5 separate regions of the Homo sapiens genome follow, and regions 2, 3, 4 and 5 are each linked to region 1. The links are chromatin contacts, found by Hi-C or POLR2A ChIA-PET in ENCODE. All regions are on one chromosome and are shown on one strand. Each heading gives the region's core, a stretch centred on a gene start or an enhancer-like site at or near the end of the contact. The rest is flanking DNA. Distances are from core to core; before and after follow the strand shown. Region 1 holds the start of SMARCC1 (SWI/SNF related BAF chromatin remodeling complex subunit C1). Region 2 holds the start of CCDC12 (coiled-coil domain containing 12). Region 3 holds the start of PFKFB4 (6-phosphofructo-2-kinase/fructose-2,6-biphosphatase 4). Region 4 overlaps SETD2 (SET domain containing 2, histone lysine methyltransferase). Region 5 holds the start of TREX1 (three prime repair exonuclease 1).

Region 1 (3,232 bases), core at 326-2,825:
CAATTCTCCTGCCTCAGCCTCCCGAGTAGCTGGGATTACAGGCATGCACCACCACACCTGGCCAATTTTTGTAGTTTTAGTAGAGACGGGGTTTCACCATGTTGGCCAGGGTGGTCTGGAACTCCTGACCTCGTGATCAGTCTGCCTTGGCCTCCCAAAGTGTTGGGATTACAGGCGTGAGCTATCTCGCCTGGCCCTCTTGATCACATTCTATTAACTTTTTTATTTAATATATTTTACTGTCCGTGACACAGCCCTCAGGAGATCCTGAAAACATGTACACACCCTCATTTTTAAAAGATCTCAGAAACTTACCAGCAGTTAGTCACGTTCTCACAAGCAATTAGTTACTTGCTTCTCTGCGATCATATAGCATTATGTTCACAACTCCATTATGGCCAGTCATACTTTTTATGTTTCTGAAACAGGGTTTCGCTCTGTCGCCCAAGCTGAAGTGTAGTGAGTGGCGCGATTATAGCTCACTGCAGCCTCCATCTCCCCAGCTCAAGGGATCCTCCCACCTCAGCCCTCCAAGAGGCTAGGACCACAGGCTTGCAACACAACGCTGGCTGATTTTTGTATTTTTTGTAGAGACGGGGATGGGTGTGGTGGTCTAGAGCTCCTGGGCTCAATTGATCCTCCCGCCTCAGCCTCCCAAAGTGCTCCGCACCCGGCCAATATACCTTGTTAATAATTTAAAAATTTTCGGCTTCTATGTGGGCCATTCATTAACTCATCAAGTATTTACTGTACATCTGTTCCTTGTCTCAGGTGTTCAGGATACACCTGTGAACAAGTTAAGATTAGGTTCTCATGTAATTTATGTGGAAGGTAAATGAGAAACTAGAAACGCCGGGTCGTGGTGAGCGCTATGCAGAAAGTGTATGGGTGTGAACAGTTGTTCAAGATTGTTAAGATCTGACAACTACTTTCTGAAGTCCTTTGAAGCAGTGAATCTGAACGCGTCTCGTAAGTGCAAATCAGAAGGGAAGACCTGCTGAGGTCTCGAAAGAGCCAGTGCAAGGGCCCCTGGGGCAGGAATGAGCCGCTGTGGCTGGACCCCTGAGGGAGTGGAAGGTCTGTGAAGCCGAAAAGCCTAGGCGTGGGAGTCCCAGATGGCTGTTCACAAATGCCGCCGGGCCGCTGGGGGTGGAGGGCCTGAGGGAAAGCGGGGCCCGGCGCAGTCCCAGTCCGGGTGCAGGGCCCTCGGCCAGCACTCGATACCCTAGACAGGCTTTCCCTTGGGCATTTCTCGCACCAGGCCTTTTCCCTCCAGCGGAGGCGGGCTATGACACATAACCCACCTGCGGTTGTTGACCGCATAATGATTCGACGTCGGTAGCGAGGGAAGAGCAAGGCTCAAAAACCGGCGCTCACTAGGGCAGAATGCAGCCTACGGAGGATGGCGGAAGAGGCGGCTGAGGCCGCAGGACGTGCTATTCCAAGGCACGGCCGCACGAGTGCTACGCATGCGCGTGCGCTGGCTCGCGTCAGATACAGTGCCAGTTCCCAGATGGGGCGGGGCCGGGCGTCCGCGCCGGAAGAGGGTTGGCTGGGCGGGGCCGGGAAGCGGCAGTGGCGGCTACGCGCGCGGGGGTGCGCGCGGGAACGACCGGGAAACACCGCGAGGGCCGGGGTGGGCCAGGCTGTGGGGACGACGGGCTGCGACGATGGCCGCAGCGGCGGGCGGCGGCGGGCCGGGGACAGCGGTAGGCGCCACGGGCTCGGGGATTGCGGCGGCAGCCGCAGGCCTAGCTGTTTATCGACGGAAGGATGGGGGCCCGGCCACCAAGTTTTGGGAGAGCCCGGAGACGGTGTCCCAGCTGGATTCGGTGCGGGTCTGGCTGGGCAAGCACTACAAGAAGGTGGGTTCGCGCGCCCGTGGGGGCCGGGAGACCACGCGACCGGGGCCGGAGGCGGCAGCTGGCCTCGCGGGCCTCGGGCCGCCCCTCCCCCCCGCACGCCACGAGGGACAACAAAGGCAGGCGCCGGGCCCGCCACGCCCCCGCCGCCCGCTCTGGGCGCCCGCGATCCCGGGGCCTGACTGGGGTTCGGGGCTCTCTCCTCTGAGCCTACGCACCCATGGTGAAAGCCCCTGCTCAGTCTCGTGTGCCAGAGCAGGTCGAGCTCAGCCACTAAGCGAGTGTGACTCTCTCTCTTTTGTCAGCTGCCTTAGGTGTGTGAACAATGATCCCTAAAGACCGAGCAAGCGTGGTAAAAGCAGCTTCAAGTTTTGTTTAGAGCGTATTCAAAGTCTCGAGGGGGTTTGCTACCTGTTGTTGAATTGCTAAACGACTGGGATGATTGTATTCGTTAATTAATAACAGGCAATATGAATTCTAGGATGGATGAGAACTATTAACGACGGTTCTACCTCATCGTGCTTCTGGTTCTGTGTGGCGTGAGAGTTGATGGTCGCTTGTACGTAAAGTGTTCTAAAGGGAGGCCTTCCCCAAGAACCCAGTTTTTATTAGAGCACTTTTCTTGTGTCACCTTTATTTTCTTCGTAGTGTTTACCACATTTTGAAATTATTCATTTACTGATTTCTCCTACCTTTGGAACGGAAGTTCCGCCGAGTCAGTAGTTTTCAAAGTTTTGACTTAATCCTTTGTTTATAACAAATGTTTTTTTTTTTTCCAACTTCCCTTTTGTGTAAATATTCAGGAGGACTCCCTTAAAGGGTGTAATGAAGCAGGTAGCCGAAAAGGCTCCCCAGCCTCTGAAGTTTTCCTATCACCCTCTTTAGTTCTGTACTTTCTCCTATTGAGAATCATAGCACTGAAGCAAGGGCTTTGTTCACTGCAGTGTATCCGGGAACGTGGCTGATACTTATTGCCTTACCCTTAGTGGCTGCTTAGTAAATATTTGTTGAATGAATGAAAACATAAACTAGTTTAGGAACCTATTTTTTTGGCCTCAGCAGCTCAGTGAAGCCTGTCAGTGTTTGGCAGTTATTAGGCATGGGCAGGGATCTTGGGTTCCTTTGGCATTACACGTGGTACATTCAGAAATGACCATTTCTGGCCGGGCGCGGCTTGGAAGGCCGGGCGGGTGGATCACCTGAGGTCAGGAGTTCGAGACTAGCCTGACCAACATGGTGAAACCCCGTCTTTCCAAAAAATACAAAATTAGTCGGGTGTGGCAGCACATGCCTGTAATCCCAGCTACTCGGGAGGCTGAGGCAGGAGAATCTCTTGAACCCAGGAGGCAGAAGCTGCAGTGAGCCGAGAT
Region 2 (2,552 bases), core at 7-2,506, 810 kb after region 1:
TCCCAAGTGAGAGGGGGTGTGGCTTTGGGGACCCCCACATACTGAAAGAATATCTTGACTTCAGCCTAAGTGGTCTCGCGGTTATCAGGACACTCTAGTTCATGCAGGAAAGAAGACTCTGGCAGCTTCTGCTGGGTAGCCATGAATCTTGTGGCGACTTGCAGTCGAGGCCACCCCAAGTCTTTCTAAGCTGGGGATTGGGGGCAGTACTTGAGGCCCACTGGACCCAGGTTGGGGTTTGCTCTTCCCCGGGAAAGGTAACTTGACCCTGAGGACTTTGCTGCTCCAGGAGGGGATGGGAATGAGAGGGGATCATCTTTGAGTCCAGAGGGAAACAGCCATACAGTCAGGTCCCCCTCACTGTGCAGGCTTTGTCTGAGCTGAGAGTGGTCACAGAGGGGCTTAGGGGCGCTTGTCAGGTGAGTCCGGGGAGCCACTGACAGCTGCAGAGGTGTAAGTCATACCTTGTATTAGGGTGGGATCGAAGTGGAGGATCAGGGAAGGCTTTTTTTTTTTTTTTTTTTTTTTTGAGACGGAGTCTTGCTCTGCTGCCAGGCTGGAGTGCAGTGGCACGATCTCGGCTCACTGCAACCTCCGCCTCTCTGGTTCAAGCGATTCTCCTGCCTCAGCCTCCCGAGTAGCTGGGATTACAGGCACGCGCCACCACGCCCAGTTAATTTTTGTATTTTTAGTAGAGATGGAGTTTCACCATGTTGGCCAGGATGGTCTCCATCTCCTGACCTCGTGGTCCGCCCTCCTCGGCCTCCCAAAGTGCTGGGATTACAGGCGTGAGCCACCGCGCCCGGCCCAGGGAAGGTTTCTTGAAGGCATTCGAGCCTTGTCAGGTCAAGTGGACAAGGATGAGTCAGGGCATTCCAAGAGGCCAGCATGGAGTGATTAGTGTGGTTAGTACTTGGGCAAAACCGGAGCGATCGACGCACTCTTTTCTCCTTCTCTCAGGTCTGAATTCCACTTGCTGCTCTTTCACTGATCAGCGTTGGATAAATCGAGCCTTAGCTTTTTTTTTTTTCTTTTTTTTTTTTGCTGGCTCCCCACCCACTAGGCAAGTTGTCCGGAAGAATAAGGGCGGGGCGGGGCGGGGCGGGGCAAGGCGGGGAGGGCTCGCCCATAATAACCCCGCATTGATTGGCTTTCAGGACCTCCCAGTCTCTCATTCTCGTCCTTGGATTGGCCGCGAGACATTTATCCACTCTCCTTAGGCCTGCGCGATGCAAGACGGGAGAAAAGGAGGGGCGTACGCGGGCAAGATGGAGGCAACTACGGCTGGTGTGGGCCGGCTAGAGGAAGAGGCGTTGCGGCGAAAGGAACGGCTGAAGGCCCTACGGGAGAAAACCGGGCGCAAGGTGAGAAGTGTGGAGTGAGGGTCGCAGTTGAGGCGTCCAGCGTTCGGGGTCCGGGTCGCGCTTGAGGAGAGCAAAGGGCTAATAAGGAAAGACAGCTGCCGAGGGCGCGCATGCGCGGGCGCTAACGCATGCGCGAGAAGACGGCGCCCTCCCACGATGTCTGGGGCTGCTTGGCGTGGGACTCCTCTGGCGCTGGTGCGGTCGTCGCGCATGCGCGGGGGTGGGCAAGGCAGTGGTCAGCGACCCGCAGTCCATCTGACTCCTGCTTCCCGGGTGTTGCTCGTGTAGGTATCTAGGGCTGCCTGTAGGTTCAGATGCTTGTTGGGTTAGGCGTGATTTGTTCCGTTCCTCTATGGCCTAGCTGGTCTTTAACCCCCGCCTTCGATTCTGAGTCAGACAGACTCCCCAGTCCGGCAGCACTCCTTGGACAGGGCAGCAAGTGACAGCAGTGGGTATACAGCCGGAGTCGTTTCGTGCAAAAATCAAAAAGAGGCCGGGCACGGTGGCTCACGCCTGTAATCCCAGTGCTTTGGGAGGCCGAGGCAGGCGGATCACTTGAGGTTAGTAGTTCGAGACCAGGCTGGGTAACATGGTGAAACCCCGCCTCTACTAAAAATACAAAAATTAGCCGGGCGTGGTGGTGCGCGCCTGTAATCCCAGCTTCTCGGGAGGCTATGGCAGGAGAACCGCTTGAGCCTGGGAGGCAGAGGTTGTAGTGAGCCGAGATCTCGCCACTGTACTCCAGCCTGGGCAACAGAGCGAGACTCCGTCTCAAAAAAAAAAAAAAAAAAAAAATCGAAAATAAAAGATTTAGCCGGGCGCGGTGGCTCACGCGCCCAGTACTTTGGGAGGCCGAGGTGGGCGGATCACGAGGTTAGGAGATCGAGACCATCCTGGCTAACACGGTGAAACTCTGTCTCTACTAAAAATACAAAAAAATTAGCCGGGCGTGGTGGCGGGTGCCTGTGGTCCCAGCTACTTGGGAAGCTGAGGCAGGAGAATGGCGTCAACCCAGGAGGCGGAGCTTGCAGTGAGCCGAGATCCTGCCACTGCACTCCAGCCTGGGCGACAGAGCGAGACTCCGTCTCAAAAAAAAAAAAAAAAAAAAAAGAAAAGATTTATTTCTAACTAAGGGTGGGCCTTAGAAATTGGGAACGAGGGCCGGGCACAATGGCTGGTGCCTGTAAT
Region 3 (3,232 bases), core at 525-3,024, 770 kb before region 1:
GTCAGTCATCTTAAGGGTCCTTGCCAAGCTTTAAAGAGCTGGGTGGACTTGGACTGATCCAAGGCAGGGCTGTGGCAGGGAGGGCATGGGAGGGGGTGCTACACCTATAGCCCACGAGGCCAGTCTTGTTGCCAGTCCCATGCCCTCAACACCTGGCTCCTGGCTGGGTACACACTGGGCAGAGAGAACCTGAGGATGCAGGGCACCTGCCAGGGGTGTTGTGGATGACATCGCTAGAGGGCAGTGTGGCTCAGGTTGAAGCCGTGTTGGTGGGGGCTGGGGCAGAGAGTGTACAAAGCTTGGAGAGGCGGGGCTGGGGATCCCGAGGAGGCGGGAAACTGCAGGAGTCCGGTGGGGGCCAAACAAGAAAGTGAGCCAGGGGTTTAGGAACTTCTGGATCTCTCCCTTGTTCCTTGTCCCCAGTGCATTTTCAAAGACAAGAGGGAGATACAAATATAGTAAAAGGCAACCATAACGTATTTTAAAATGAATTTCTTAGAGATTGACATACTTAATTTATACTGTAATACTGTAAGATAGACAATGTGCACATCCCATTTTCCTGAAGAGAAAATGTTATTAACATATTATTTTCAAAAAATATGTAAAACTTTAGTTAAAAAAACCAAAATACTAAAAATCAAAAAAAAATTGTAAAAAATGAAATTCTGGAAAGACGATTAAGATACTCCCAGGGCTTAGTGAGTACCCAAAGTACTTGGTTACTAAGTGCCACGCACGGCCGGGCGCGGTGGCTCACGCCTGTAATCCCAGCACTTTGGAAGGCTGAGGAGGGCGTATCACCTGAGGTCAGGAGTTCGAGACCAGCCCGGCCAACGTGGTGAAATCCCGCCTCTACTAAAAATACAAAAATTAGCAGGGCGTGGTGGTGGGCGCCTGTAATCCCAGCTACTTGGGAACCCGAGGCAGGAGCATCCCTTGAACCCGGGAGGCGGAGGTTGCAGTGAGCCAAGATAGCGCCATTGCACTCCAGCCTGGGCAACAGGAGCGAAACTCCGTCTCAAAAAAAAAAAGTCCCACGCATTTGCTCCCAGCAGCCAAAGCAAAGAAAGAGGAACAATATTGAAATGTGTTTTGAGTCTCTATCCATGAGGTAAAAGAGCTTTTCCAGCGTGGTTGAGCATGCTCCTATGGACGGCGGAAGAGTCCCGGGGCTCGGAGCAGTCAAGGGGGACCCCGAGGAGGGGCAGGAGGGCGCAGCGGAGTTGACGGCTGGGACTGCAGGCCTACTGGCCCCTGTCGGCTCTGACCAACCTGGCCGTGCGGGTCACGTAGGCCTCGTCCCACTGCATGAAAACCCCTCCCTCCTGGGGGCCCTGGGCTCCCTAGCAAGGAGGTAGCAGAATTCACGCGTGCCGCTGCTCAGGGATGCAGCGCCAGGGCGGAGCCCGTAGGTGGGGCCTATGCAAATCAGCGCGGGCAGGTTGGGAGAGCTGAGTTTGCGCATCCGGGGCGGGCCTGCACAATCCGGGCCTTGAACTGGGGCGGGACCAGTACAATCCGGAGTTGAGCATGCGCATTCTCGATCCTGGCCTGAAGAACTGGGCCCACTTGTTCCAAAACGGGCGGGTAGGTGAGTTGGGCATGCGTGGTCGGAGGCCGGGCCCCTTTCAGCTGGGGCGGAGCCTACTCACTCTGGGGCGGGACCTGCGGGAAGATAGACATGGGCTGTCGCGGCTTGAGGAGGGGCGGGGCCCAAGGGGCGGGACCTCGGGTGGCCCGAGGTGGCCCGGCTGCTGGGTTGGAAGCGGCGCAGTCCGACTCATCCCGGCCCCGGGATGGCGTCCCCACGGGAATTGACACAGAACCCCCTGAAGAAGATCTGGATGCCATACAGCAATGGGCGGCCCGCTCTGCACGCTTGCCAGCGCGGTGGTGAGGCGGGGTCCTCTGGGAGGAGGTGGGAGGTGCACCGGGATGGGTGGGTAGGGCGGCCTGGGCGGGGGTCTCGCATGGAGAAGGGGCGGGAGACAGATGGGGAACCGGGGACAGGTGAGGTTGCCGTGACTGGGGAGGCTGCTGGGGACAGGTGAGGCGGTCGTGACAGTGGTGGGCCAGAGACAGGTGTGGCAGAGCAGGGGGCGGGGACAGGTGTGTGGGGGCATATCGGCTTGGCGGTGGCTAGGTCTGGCCACCATCACCTCGGGGAGGGCTCTGGCCCCCTCGCTTCCCTCTCCAATCCCCATCGCCCCCAGTCTGGGGAGGACCCTGTGGGCACCCCAGGCCCTTCCCTCTCTCCTGGCCAAGGAGTGTGGGCCGGGTTGTTGGACTGGAACTGAGCTGTGTGGCCCTAGGTGAATTACTTGGCCTCTCTGAGCCCAGAACTTTCAAAGGTGGGCTAGTTTTCCAACAGGAGGAAGGGTGCCTCTTGGCCTTAAAGCTGAGCTTGGGCAGGAACTTCAGCAGAGATGTGCTCAGGATAGAGACAGAAAAGTATGCCGTGTGGGCCTGTGTCTGTGTCCCGGGACATGTAAGTATCCACCTGGGGTCATGGGTGTACAGTAAAACTGGAGAGTGAAACAGCTAGGAGAATGCTGAAATTCATGGAATTGTTAAGGGGCTCACCTCTCCTAGGGTCCCAGGTGTTTAAACCGCTTCCTTGAGTTTCTGCCTGTCCTTAAATGAGCTGGCAGTTTTTTTTTTTTTTAAGAGATGAGTCTCGCTCAGTGGCCCAAGCTGGAGCAAGTGCAGTGGCGCGATCATAGTTCACTGCAGCCACGACCTTCTGGGCTCAAGCAATCCTCCCACCTCAACCTCCCGATTAGCTGGGATTATAGGTGCGCCACCACACCCAGCTTTTTTTTTTCTTTTTTCTTTTTTTTTGTAGAGACAGGGTCTTGCTATGTTGTCTGGGCTGGTCTCCAACTCATGGCTTCAAGTGGATCCTCTGGCCTCGGCCTTCCGAAGTGTTGAGATTACAGGCGTGGGTCCTGGCCTGCAACTTTTTTATTACCAGGAAAAGAAAGATTTGTTTTAGGAGTAACTGAAACATTGTAATGAATTTGCAGCTTGTCCAGCACCTCAGAGAACATCTAGTTTAACAGACAGTGAAATGGAGATCAGGAGATTGAGTGACATGCCTGGGTCTCCCTGTGATCCTGCCTCTGCTTATGTATGATAAGCAAGGGGAGAGTTCTTTGTGCTCATCCTGCTGCAGCAGCCTGGAGCCATGGCTTTGATCATGATATGAGTCCTGGGGGAAGGGTGTGTG
Region 4 (3,232 bases), core at 324-2,823, 740 kb after region 1:
TGGCCAGAACTTTGTTTTTTAACACCAAAACAAATTTTAAATATTCTATCAATCTTCCAAAAATAAAAAAAGTTTGGGCCGGACATGGTGGCTTACGCCTGTAGTCCCAGCACTTTGGGAGGCTGAGGTGGGCGGATCATGAGGTCAGGAGTTTGAAACCAGCCTGACCAACATGGTGAAACCTCACCTATACTAAAAATACAAAAATTAGCTGGGCGTGGTGACACGCACCTGTAATCCCAGCTACTCAGGAGGCTGAGGCAGGAGAATCACTTGAACCCAGGAGGCAGAGGTTGCAGTGAGCTGAGATCACGCCATTGCACTCCAGCCTGGGTCACAGAGCGAGACTCCATATCAGAATAAAAAAAAAAAAAAGTTTGTATTTCTTATTTATATGTGTACCTTTCCCATCTTTTCTAGGTTTTCTTTATCTGGTAGCTAAGAACAGACATGTATATATTTGTTCAGTTTCTATAATAACATCCTTAGCTGCTTGTGGTTCTTTTATTATGGTAGAAATCTTGAGCCTTTTAAAATAAATGAGTTCCATAGGTCAGAGGTAAGCCTATTTTTACAATAGTCTATATATATGTATATACACTGATTTATATCAAGTGTCTTTAATGTTGTTATGTTGTTGACTGAAGATTGATGTGGTGGTAAAGCAGAAGACTGTAGTGACAAGACTGACCTGCCAGATTTGTTAGATCCTTTGAGGCTTTTGACATTTTAAGTCACTGTCCTCATAACATTCTCTGTTACAGCTGGCTTCAGACTCCTGAACGTGAATATCCTTACTTCCACTTTTTATCCTACAGATCTTTTTTAAAAAAGAAAAATCTTTGCTTGCTTATTTTCAAAATGACTGTAAACATTTAAAGGGTTAACATGGCCGAAACCTTCTTTTTGCAGTCGGTCGGGAATATTTTTAGCAGAGGGTACAAGTTTTTGTTTTTTTTTTTGTTTGTTTTTTAAGACAGAGTTTCACTCTTGTTGCCCAGGCTGGAGTGCAATGGCACGATCTTGGCTCACTGCAACCTCCGCCTCCCAGGTTGAAGTTATTCTACTGACTCAGCCTCCTGAGTAGCTGGGATTACAGGCGCCCGCCACCACGACTGGCAAATTTTTTGTATTTATAGTAGAGATGGGGTTTCACCGTGTTGGCCAGGCTGGTCTCGAACTCCTGACCTCAGGTGATCCACCTGCCTCAGCCTCCCAAAGTGCTGGGAGTACAGGCATGAGCCACCATGCCTGGCCAGGGGTACAAGTTTTTAACCTGTACGTATTTTTCTTGTCAGTCATTAAACCAGAGGGGCAGAACTATTAAAAAGAAAACTCCTAAAGCAAGGGATAATTTTCTCACGTGGTCAAGGACTGTGAGAGGTGTTACATGATTTATTTTGCTCCATTTATATGCTAGGTACAGTCACTGTTTACCTCTTCATCTACAGAGGGGTGACATAGGCAGGGACCTATTTCCTGTACATTTTAGGCTTTGCCCAGTCTTATTTGCATGACATTAAGAGTCAGGTGAGAGACAGACAGGATGTTTGGGTTTACTGCTCTCTTTGACACCCAGTCAGTGTTGCCACATCATTGCCCACAGAAATACAGTCATTGAAGAGGGGCATATCTCTGTGCTAGAATCATTGCTGTTAGGAAGATAGAAAAAGTTTGTCTTTAACTCATGGAGCTGACTTATTCTATGTCTTATTGTATGTTGTATTTTATGTATGTATGAGCAGTGATGTTTATGTCAGGATTCTCTGTTTCCTAGCCCTGACAGCATGGCTGTTTTTGTCTCTTTCTAGGCAGACTCAGTGGGATCCTCCTACTTGGGAAAGCCCAGGAGATGATGCCAGCCTTGAGCATGAAGCTGAGATGGACCTGGGAACTCCAACATATGATGAAAACCCCATGAAGGTGAGTGTGGCTTACACATGTATTTCCTGATCATTTGGGAGTCCGTCCAAGACCATCCCGCATGGTCTTGGGATTCTTTTTTCTTTATTCTGAAAAATAAGTGAGTGACTATGCATGTATCAAGGTGTAGAGATGAAGTCAGGGAGAAAGAATGGCCTTTTTACATATACACCATGGAATACTATGCAGCCATAAAAAATGATGAGTTCATGTCCTTTGTAGGGACATGGATGAAACTGGAAATCATCATTCTCAGCAAACTATCGCAAGGACAAAAAACCAAACACCGCACGTTCTCACTCATAGGTGGGAATTGAACAACGAGAACACATGGACACAGGAAGGGGAACATCACACTCTGGGGACTGTTGTGGGGTGGGGGGGAGGGGGGAGGGATAGCATTAGGAGATATACCTAATGCTAAATGACGAGTTAATGGGTGCAGTACACCAACATGGCACATGTATACATATGTAACAAACCTGCACGTTGTGCACATCTACCCTAAAACTTAAAGTATAATAATAATAAAATAAAAAAATATAAAAAATAATCCCATTACAACCCTGAATCCCTTTTCAAAAAAAAAAAAAAAAAAAAAAAAAAGAATGGCCTTTTTTAGACATTGAGAGACTCAGATGCATACTAACTACTTACTCATTTGAGGGAGATATATGGCCAAGAATTGTGATGGGTGTTCAAAACACCCATTACTATGATCGCTTCAGGGCCTCTCTTGTTCTCTTTGCCTTTTTTTTTTAAATGAGACGGAGTCTCACTCTGTTGCCCGGGCTGGAGTGCAGTGGTACAATCTCGGCTCACTGTAACCTCTGCCTCCTGGGTTCAAGCAATTCTCCTGCCTTAGCCTCCCGAGTAGCTGGGACTACAGATGTGCACTCCACGCCCGGCTAATTTTTGTATTTGTAGTAGAGACAGGGTTTCACCATGTTGGCCAGGCTGGTTTTGAACTCCTGACCACAGGTGATCTGCCTGCCTTGGCCTCCTGAAGTGCTGGGATTATAGATGTGAGCCACCACGCCCGGCCTCTCTTTGCATTCTGTTGTTAGTGCCCATAACATATGCTTTCGTGATTGGTCTGTTCAAAACCAATAGGAGGGGTGGGTTTTGTTGTTGTGTTTTTTGTTTTTTTTGGTGTGATCTTGGCTCACTGCAACCTCTGCCTCCTGGGCTTCAGCAGTTCTCATGTCTCAACCACCCAAGTAGCTGGGATTATAGGTGTGCGCCACCATGCCTGGCTAATGTTTGTATTTTTAGTAGAGATGAGGTTTTATCGTGTTGCCCAGGCTGG
Region 5 (3,137 bases), core at 1-2,500, 680 kb before region 1:
GGAGGAAGATCCTTGGTACCCCTGCTCTCTCCAAGGCTGGGACTAGTGTTCCTGGTTGTGGCCAGGTGTGCAGTGGTTGTGACAGCAGATGGTCTTGGCTTGGTCCTAGCAGAGGCTGTGACCCCATACATGGGCCTGATGGTGCCGAAAGGCCTGGCGTGAGCATCCACCCACCGCAGCAGGGCCTGTGGTCTCCACTGACAGATGCTGAGCAGGGCCAGGACATCACCCTCAGCCGTGTGCGAGTCTGGAGGGGACTGCCCATACAGGCGAGTGTAGATGCTGCCTAGGCTATAGCTCTTCCTTGGGCCGTGTTCTGAGGGGCTGCTTGCTCGCTCCAGGGCCTTCAGCGCAGTGATGCTATCCACACAGAAGGCACCATCCAGAGCACTGGTGAGGCCCAGCATAGCCAGCTCTGCTTGGAGCAGGGGGAAGTCGTAGCGGTCACCATTGTGTGCCACCAGGCACCAGGGCTGTGGCTGGCGCCGCAGGAAGGCTAGGAGCAGGTTGGCCAGGTTGTCATCAAAACATTGACGCCCATGCGCTGCCAGCACAGCTGTGCTCAGACCTGTGATCTCGCTGGCTGCAGGGCTGCAGGCCTTCCCCGGAGCCACACACAGGGAGAGCTTGTCTACCACACGCGGTGGTGGAGGAACTGTGGGAGGTGGCCCCTGAGAGGTGGGGGGGCTCTCCAGGGCACATCTGTGGACAGCCAGCAGGCACAGCTCCGTGACCTTGGGCTGGGAGAAGGGCAAGCCAGTGGCCTCCATGTCGAAAAAGATGAGGGTCTGCATGGGCCCCGGGGGCAGGGCCTGCGAGCCCATGGTTGGGTACGTACCTGCTGCTGAGCCTGGAGAGGAGCATGGGGTGGGTGTGTGAGTGCCCAGTGTTAAGATCCGAAGGGGAGGGAGTGGGGTAGGGGGTGGGCAGAAGCACATCTCAGGCCTTCCCTGCACAATCCTGCCCTGTCTGCGAGCTCCAGGGCCCATTTTCAGGCAGGAAGTTGGAGAGGGTGAGGTGGTTTCCTTAGTGGGACCAGCACATTCGACTGTCTGAGAGGGTCTCCCTCTTCACATGACTCGGCCCCTCCCCTAGTGCCCCCTTAGTCTGGGGTGGGGGAACCCATGGCCCTCCTGCCCTGCGCCATCCCATTGTGGGGGCCACACTCACCGTAGCAGGCAGGCAGGCAGGCAGTAGTGACTCGGCTGCACACTCTCCCGCGGCTCTCGCTGGCAGCAGTGGCGGGAAGTGAAACTTGGCGTGGGCCCGCCTACAGGCCCACGTGAGCCAGGCCCGCCCTGCTCGTCAGCCTGCCTGGTCTGTCCCTCTCACCACCATCCGTTCCCCCCCACACCCACTCCCCTGCTCCCGGGGGACCCCAGAGGCCTTCCAAGATCCACAGCTGTGGCCTGCTGGTGGCACAATGCACCGGGGCCATCATACCAGTGACAGGCAGCTGGAAGGACCAGGGCAGTGGTGCCAGACCAGCTCCCGGTCTTACACACTGCTGGGAGCCCCTGCTGCGGCCCTTTCATGCCCACCTGTGGGTCCCAGTTTCCCAGGCTTTCCTGGTTTAGGCCTGGGCCAAGAGCCACCTCCTTCCCTGCCACACAATGGTTTCTTCCCATGGCCCCAGCCCAAAGCAATGACTCAGGACAATTCCACAGGCAGGGCAGGGCTCCTTCCTCAAGGCAGATCAGTTACCATGGGGACGGGCTCAGCAACAGCCAGGGACAGGAAGAAGGATCCCAGCCACTCAGGGTCCGGGTCCTGCTCCACCCCTCCCACTCCGCCAAACAGATCAGACTCAGGAAACAAGGCCAGCCAGTTCTCTGGGCAGTTCCTGCTGGTCACTGCTTTAATCAGTTGATGTGGTAAGGAAAGGAGTGGTGCTGGTGCCACCATGTGGCTGGACACTCAGGGCCTCAGCCACACTCCACCTCGGGGTCTTCCACATCGGTTTCCGCGGCACAGAGGTCATCCAGGGCTGCCTCTGAGACAAAAAGGAGAGGTTCCTGGTGAGGGCCCAAAGGTGCCAGGGCCTAGGGCAGGTCCCACCTCTCCTCCCCCAACGTCCGCAGGAACTAACCAGTCCCTTCCACACCCAGGCCCTGCTCCCTCAGCTACTGCAAACAAAGTGATACAAAGGCAATTCAGACACGGCTATTTCTGGAAAAACCGTGGCTCTGCCAGGCACACTCAACAGATAGATGCAAAAGGCATCCCAATATGCTTGGAGAAGAACTGAGGCAGGAAGATAAAAGAAAATGGCCCCAGTGCTGGAACAGGCTGCAGTGGGCGGGGGCCTGCTGAGGGGACACCCAGGAATCTGACTTGTTGGGGAACCTCTGGAAGAAGCCATGGGGGCTGGGCAGGATGGCCTCTGGCAGGCTTACCTTCACAGTCCGTCACATCAGGAAGCCCTCGGATGAGCATGCTGACCCCCGGCATCACCTGGTCAAACTGATGCAGGACCTCCACGCAGTGCATCATGAAGAGCTTGTCCTTCTGCGATAGGCCGTGCAGCAGCAGCACCGTGTCCCGCAGACAGCGCACTGTCCGCCTCTGCTGGTCGGTCCTTGGGGGTCCCCCTGCCCTCCGCACTGTCAGCCACTGTCTGTGCAACATCACCGTGAGCGCTCTGACCACCTGAGAGAGGGGGGGTGCAGACTGAGGCCTGGTGCCACCATGGCCTGCACCCTAACAATCCGCTCAGCCTAGCCACCTCACGTGAGGGGGTTTGCAGTGGGGCCTACAGTCCTTGCACGGGGCCCCCTTACCACCAGAGCTGCCAGCTGTTGGCCCCTACCCACTCACCTCCACATTACACTGGCAGTTGGAGCCAGTGACTGGGGGCAAGGGGCTCTGCACACCAAGCTTAGCCAGGAGCCACACCACCTAGAACAAGAACAGATTGGTTCCATCCTGGGCAGAAGGAGACCAGTCCCTGCGAGGGTTTTCTTAAGCTTCTATAAGAGTTCACTTGCTTCAGCAACTGTTTGTCTGCACAAATGGGGTCCAAGAAGTGGTGTGGGACCTTCCCAGGGAAGACCCAGGACAAGCACTCATGTGTCACCAGCAACCCACCTGCCTCCAGCCCCCTATTCTGCCCCCACGTCCCAAAGCCAAGACAGGAT

The links. Hi-C counts contacts between places; a loop is a spot of excess contacts on that map. ChIA-PET counts read pairs that join two places held with the same protein, here RNA polymerase II (POLR2A). Pooled maps may share reads with other maps.
Region 2: a map of B cell shows a loop between it and region 1 (13-fold over the local background). The contact joins the promoter of CCDC12 here to the promoter of SMARCC1 in region 1. A Hi-C loop is called at or near these places in 2 of 168 maps with a recorded cell type or tissue (B cell and naive thymus-derived CD4-positive, alpha-beta T cell), 7 of 37 single-sample maps with no recorded cell type and 15 of 50 pooled maps. POLR2A ChIA-PET finds 5 or more read pairs at or near these places in 2 of 52 experiments (BJ and PC-9).
Region 3: a map of CD4-positive, alpha-beta T cell shows a loop between it and region 1 (7-fold over the local background). The contact joins the promoter of PFKFB4 here to the promoter of SMARCC1 in region 1. A Hi-C loop is called at or near these places in 1 of 168 maps with a recorded cell type or tissue (CD4-positive, alpha-beta T cell), 2 of 37 single-sample maps with no recorded cell type and 7 of 50 pooled maps.
Region 4: a map of natural killer cell shows a loop between it and region 1 (8-fold over the local background). The contact joins the enhancer-like site here to the promoter of SMARCC1 in region 1. A Hi-C loop is called at or near these places in 1 of 168 maps with a recorded cell type or tissue (natural killer cell) and 1 of 50 pooled maps. POLR2A ChIA-PET finds 5 or more read pairs at or near these places in 2 of 52 experiments (OCI-LY7 and activated CD4-positive, alpha-beta memory T cell).
Region 5: a loop to region 1 is called in a pooled map, with 4 times the contacts of the local background. The contact joins the promoter of TREX1 here to the promoter of SMARCC1 in region 1. A Hi-C loop is called at or near these places in 1 of 37 single-sample maps with no recorded cell type and 7 of 50 pooled maps. POLR2A ChIA-PET finds 5 or more read pairs at or near these places in 1 of 52 experiments (HepG2).

Annotation. Positions count from the first base shown.
Region 1 is chr3:47,780,236-47,783,467 of GRCh38, reverse strand. SMARCC1 (SWI/SNF related BAF chromatin remodeling complex subunit C1) reads left to right here and starts at 1,575. Exons shown (of 28, transcript NM_003074.4): 1 at 1,575-1,865. The coding sequence starts at 1,671. RefSeq lists silencers at 832-891, 1,002-1,051, 1,462-1,681, 1,862-2,101 and an enhancer at 1,335-1,629.
Region 2 is chr3:46,975,449-46,978,000 of GRCh38, reverse strand. CCDC12 (coiled-coil domain containing 12) reads left to right here and starts at 1,256. Exons shown (of 7, transcript NM_001277074.2): 1 at 1,256-1,364. The coding sequence starts at 1,269. RefSeq lists enhancers at 1-664, 1,234-1,543, 1,368-2,069, 2,070-2,552 and a silencer at 1,004-1,143.
Region 3 is chr3:48,555,345-48,558,576 of GRCh38, reverse strand. PFKFB4 (6-phosphofructo-2-kinase/fructose-2,6-biphosphatase 4) reads left to right here and starts at 1,774. Exons shown (of 14, transcript NM_004567.4): 1 at 1,774-1,896. The coding sequence starts at 1,800. RefSeq lists enhancers at 1,062-1,151, 1,282-1,371.
Region 4 is chr3:47,036,357-47,039,588 of GRCh38, reverse strand. It overlaps SETD2 (SET domain containing 2, histone lysine methyltransferase), which reads left to right. Exons shown (of 21, transcript NM_014159.7): 18 at 1,812-1,923. Among named protein-coding and RNA genes, the nearest start is that of NBEAL2, 58 kb to the right of the region's middle. Within about 2 kb of position 1,573, at least 5 of the 41 ENCODE cell types and tissues checked have a DNase peak (open chromatin) inside an H3K27ac peak, as active enhancers do; they include OCI-LY7 and natural killer cell, where a contact is called at or near this core.
Region 5 is chr3:48,464,343-48,467,479 of GRCh38, reverse strand. It overlaps TREX1 (three prime repair exonuclease 1), which reads right to left and starts at 1,250. Exons shown (of 2, transcript NM_033629.6): 1 at 1,171-1,250; 2 at 1-850. The coding sequence starts at 824. ATRIP (ATR interacting protein) reads right to left here. Exons shown (of 13, transcript NM_130384.3): 11 at 2,818-2,898; 12 at 2,397-2,649; 13 at 1-1,993. The coding sequence ends at 1,926. ATRIP-TREX1 (ATRIP-TREX1 readthrough) reads right to left here. Exons shown (of 15, transcript NR_153405.1): 12 at 2,818-2,898; 13 at 2,397-2,649; 14 at 1,171-1,993; 15 at 1-850. RefSeq lists enhancers at 1-440, 655-854, 441-1,322, 1,935-2,024.